2 separate regions of the Homo sapiens genome follow, and region 1 is linked to region 2. A link is an interaction called in ENCODE POLR2A ChIA-PET data of the cell type or tissue named here. Cell type or tissue: HepG2. All regions are shown on one strand.

Region 1 (2,500 bases), 79 kb before region 2:
CCTCCCAAAGTGCTGGGATTACAGGTGTGAGCCCGGCCCACCTATGTTTACAGATAAGGAAATTGATTTAGTCTCAGCAGGGCTTAAAAAAATAAAACAGCACCGGCCATGCACGGTGGCTCATGCCTGTAATCCCAGCACTTTGGGAGGCCGAAGCAGGTGGATCGCTTGAGCTCAGGACTAGCCTGGGCAACATAGTAAGACCCCATCTTAACAAAAAATTAAAAACTAGCCAGGTGTGGTGGTGCATGCCTGTAGTCCTAGCTACTTGGGAGGCTGAGATGGGAGGATCGCCTGAGCCTGGGAGTTCGAGGCTGCAGTGAGCTGTGATCACCTCACTGCAGTTCAGTCTGGGTGAGAGTGAAACCCTGTCTTTAAATAAATAAATAAATACATAAATAGATAATATAAACAATTTTAGCTGGTCGTGGTGGGTCATGCCTGTAATCTCAGCACTTTGGGAGGCAGAGGCAGGCAGATCACCTGAGGTCAGGAGTTTGCGATCAGACTGGCCAACCTGGTGAAACCCTGTCTCTAGTAAAAATACAAAAATTAGCTGGGCGTAGTGGTGGGTGCCTATAATCCAAGCTACTAGGGAGGCTGAGGCAAGATAATCGCTTGAACTCAGGAGTCAGAGGTTGCAGTGAGCTGAGATTGTGCCACTCCACTCCAGCCTTGGTGACAGAACGAGATTTTGTCTCAAAAAAAAAAAAAAAAAAAAAAGACTGACGGAAAAAGAGGACACCTATATCATATCCAGAAGAGGCAGGTTAGAAAAATGCCTAATGTTGCTCAGGTGTGGTGGCTCCCACCTGTAATCCCAGCATTTGGAGAGGCTGAGGCAGGAGGATTACTTGATCCTGGGAGTTTCAGACCAGCCTAGGCAACATAGTGAGACTCCCATCTGTATTATAAAATTTAAAACCCAATTTTTAAAATGTAAGCCCCCAGGTATTAATAATTTTTTAAATAAAAATAAAAAGAAAGTGCCTGACATGAATCCAAGTTATTTTGTGCCCCGGGTGGGCTGTGACATTTGCAGCGCTGAGTGCAAAATGAAAATTCGAGGCTTCTTACTCGAAAAATATTAGGGGCAGGGCACGGTGGCTCACGCCTGTAATCCCAGCACTTTGGGAGGCTGAGACAGTTGGATCACTTGAGGTCAGGAGTTCGAGACCAGCCTGGCCAACATGGTGAAACCCCCCATCTCTACTAAAAACACAAAGTTTAGACAGGCATGTGGTTCACGCCTGTAATCCCAGCTACTTGGGAGGCTGAGGCAGGAGAATTGCTTGAACCCGGGAGGCGGAGCTTGCAGTGAGCCGAGATCACACCACTGCACTCCAGCCTGGGGCAACAGAGCAAGACTCTGTCTCAAACTACGACGGCAACAACAACACCCCCCCCCCAAAAAAAAAAACCCCAAAAAACAAAAAATATGAAATTCAAGAGGGAGTCCGGCTAGCATTAGACCAAGCTCCCGTCCCTTCTGAGGCGGGGGTGTGAGCCCCACAAAGCCAGCCGTGCTGGTTACAGAGAGTTTGAATCTCTTCTAGCCTGAGGTCGCCTGAGAGAGGCTCCAAAGGCACAGTCATGTGGAATGACATTTTGGGGACCCCATCCCACCTGCCCACGTGTCAGTCCCCGATTTAGCCAGGACAGCCACGAGGCGGGAGGAGGGTTCACTGGAGCTTTAGTTAATTTTCTGTCCCTACTGATTTTTTTTTTGAGACACAGCCTCACTCTGTCGCCCAGGCTGGAGTGAAGTGGCATGATCGCACTCACTGCAACCTCCATCTCCCGGATTCAAGCGATTCTCCCACCTCAGCCTCCCCAGTAGCTGGGATTACAGGTATGCACCACCGTGCCCAGCTAATTTTTGTATTTTTAGTAGAGACGGGGTTTCACCGTGTTGGCCAGGCTGGTCTCAAATTCCTGACCTCAGGTGATCCACCCGCCTCGGCCTCCCAAAGTGCCAGGATTCCAGGCCTGAGCCACCGTGTCTGGTCTATTTTTTTTTTATGCTGAGTATAATTGGAAGGTGGCGGGAATCATTTCCATTTAAAAAATGAAACACTGGGCTCAGTGTCCAGCCCCCCTTCCCACTGGGGACACCGAGACCCCCAGGGCAGAAAATCCTCCCTGCACTCTGACCTCGGGCGGCGTGTAGGTGACCTCAGGCGCCAGGCATCCCTCCATTCATTCCCGGGCCTCCCCCTCTGCGCGCACAGGGGGCTTTGCCCCGCAGGGCCGCCCACCAGGTCCCCCGGCGCTCACCCTCCGATGCCCACGATGAGCTTCATGCCGGTGCGGAGGGGCGGCGGGGACGACTTCCAAGGCAGCCCGGGTAGGGTGCGACCACGCAGTGCGCTCCGGAGTGCGTCCCGGCTTCATTGAGAAAACCTGGCGCCTTTATAGGTCTCGGCAGCCTGGAGGCCGCCCCGGGGGAGGCGGCCCCTGGGGATGGGGCGGAGGCGCCGGCACCTGTTCCCGCCGCCGA
Region 2 (2,500 bases):
TTTGGGGTGGTGGAAACATTCTGAAATTAGGTAGAGGTGATGTTTGCACAGCCTTGTAAATGTACTAGATGCCACCGAACCGTGCACTTTAAAGGGGGGATGTTACAGTGTGGACTATATCTCAATCTTAAAAAAATATTAACTATCGATGACACCCAGTTTCTGACTCCAGCGCAGGCCTCTCCCTGGAGCTCTAGTCTCGGCCCCTGCATACAGCGGCCCATGCAGCATGCTCTGTGGATGTCTGACTGGCATCTCAGGCTGATCATATCCAAGTCCAAGCGCCTGCACGCTTCTCCAAAACCCCTTCATCCTGCTGGCTTCCCCGCGGCAGGCAGGGCCGCCGGCAGTCCTTCGTGCAGATCCCAAAATGGGAAGCCAGGCTGGCCTCCTTTCCTTCTTCTGACCTTGAGCGCACGCCCCTGCACGCGCACCGCCTCCACCGCGCACCAGCCTGCCTCGTCTGTATTTTGGACCTTCACGCTTCCTTCTGCTCTCGCCCCCATTTCCATCCGCGCACAGCGCCAAAGAGGCCCCATCACAACGTAGCCCATGTCCCTCCTCCGCTGGAAACCCCCGTGGGGTCTCAGGGGACAAGCTGGAGCCCCTACGATGGCCTGTGACATCCATCATGGTGTCCTCTGCCCCCTGTTCCACACCCTTTATTCTCTGACCCCATCTCCCCTCATTCCTTCCGCTCTAGTCACGCTGCCTTCTGGACCAATCCAGGTTCCGGGCACTTCACCCTCAGGCCCTTCCCATGCAATTCCCTCTGCTCAAATGCGCTGCCCTGTTTCCCCAACTTTGTGTCTTCACCCTCCTCCTCACCCACCAGGCCCGCCATGACCAGCCCGTGAGAAAGTGCAACCCCCTGCTCACACCCCCTTGCCGCGTCCTTCCCGGCGGCATGAGAACCATCAGATCGCGTTGAATTATTTTGCTGACCCCGTGTCTCCCTGGACTATCGCGCAGCACCCTCCTGGAGGACGGGACTTTGGTCTGGTTATTCCCCGCTGCTGTGACAGCGCCCATGACAGCAGCTGGTCCCCACTAGCACCCAGGAAGTATTTATCCAATGACTCAATGAATCTGCCGCCGGATCGCCCGGGACTGCTTTCACTTTCTGTCAGGTATTTTGTACACACAGAATTTCTCATAGTGCAACCCGCAAAAGCAATATCATCTTTAAAATGGTGCCTCAGAAGGCCTCTAATGACTTTTTTTTTCAGCTTAGCCAGAAGATGGCCTCCTTTGTTCTGAAAATGCAAATGATTTTCCATGCTAAGTTGGGATTTAAAGTAGAAGTAAAAAATTCACATTAAAAAAAGAAAAACTTGGCTGGGCACGTTGGCTTATGCCAGTAATCCCAGCACTTTGGGAGGCCAAGGGTGGAGGATTGCTTGAGCCCAGGAGTTCGAGACCAGCCTGGGCGACATAGTGAGACCCCATCTCTACCAAAAATTTAAAAAATTAGCTGGGCACAGTGGCTCACATCTGTAATCCCAGCACTTTGGGAGGCTGAGGCAGGAAGATTGCTTGAGGCCAGCAGTTCAAGACCAGCCTGGGCAACAAAGCAAGGCCCTGACTTTACAAAAAATTTAAAAATTATCTGGGTGTGGTGGTGCACACCTGTAGTCTCAGCTACTTGGGATGCTGAGGTGGATCACTTGAGCCCAGGAGTTAGAGGCTGCAGTGAGCTATGATTGCATCACTGTACTCTAGCCAGGGTGACAGAGCGAGACCCTGTCTCTTAAAACAAAAAACCTCTTAATGATGTAGTTTAGAAGAACTCTTGTTTTCTGCCCAACTCTTTTTCTCTGCAAGAATGTAAAAGGGCTACTTCCTGTCCTGTGAGTTTATTGCAGAGTTTACGGGCACATGCTCTACATCAAGACCCCTGCCCTAACCATCTAGTGTCATCTATGTCAGCCTCTGAGTGGTTTCTCTCTGGGATGTAGGAATCTGAGCTCTGACCATGTTTGGAATAATCGACTTTTGGTTTTGGTCCGGAGATGATGTGTTCACATGATCGCTGGTCTCAGCTACCACAGGTGTCTCTGAATCAGACTCTGCAGATGGCTGTGAAGCGCCTGTTATGTGGTAGTTGCTAGAAAAGCCTAGAAAGAACAAGACTTTTTTTTTAGACAGTCTCGCTCTGTCACCCAGCCTGGAGTGCAGTGGTGCGATCTCAACTCACTGCAGCTTCCGCCTCCTAGGTTCAAGCAATTCTCCTACCTCAGCCTCCGGAGTAGCTGGGGATTATACAAGCCTGCTACCATGCCTGGCTCATTTTTTTTGTATTTTTATAGAGATGGGGTTTCACCATGTTGGCCAGGCTGGTCTTGAACCCTGACCTCAAGTGATCTGCCCACCTCGGCCTCCCAAAGTGCTGGGATTACAGGCGTAGGCCACTGTGCCCTGCCTGTGTCAGGGCACAGTGGTTTTTTTGAGACAGGGTCTCGCTCTGTTGCCCAGGCTGGAGTGCAGTGGTGTGATCAAA

What was found. Peaks named below come from ENCODE experiments on the same cell type or tissue, not always from the same donor. Only the 100,000 strongest peaks of a DNase experiment are listed, where the experiment ranks them.
Region 1: POLR2A ChIA-PET joins it to region 2 with 11 read pairs; 2 of 35 experiments call an interaction of 5 or more read pairs at or near these places.

The regions. Positions count from the first base shown.
Region 1 is chr19:3,933,475-3,935,974 of GRCh38, reverse strand. NMRK2 (nicotinamide riboside kinase 2) reads right to left here. Exons shown (of 8, transcript NM_170678.3): 2 at 2,278-2,500. The coding sequence starts at 2,303. Among named protein-coding and RNA genes, the nearest start is that of NMRK2, 1.7 kb to the right of the region's middle. In HepG2, no CTCF peak of the experiment used is centred here; no DNase peak of the experiment used is centred here; H3K27me3 peaks cover 573 bases.
Region 2 is chr19:3,854,032-3,856,531 of GRCh38, reverse strand. The region is part of intron 1 of ZFR2 (zinc finger RNA binding protein 2); the gene reads left to right. Among named protein-coding and RNA genes, the nearest start is that of ZFR2, 14 kb to the left of the region's middle. In HepG2, no CTCF peak of the experiment used is centred here; a DNase peak (open chromatin) is centred at 1,051; H3K4me3 peaks cover 450 bases.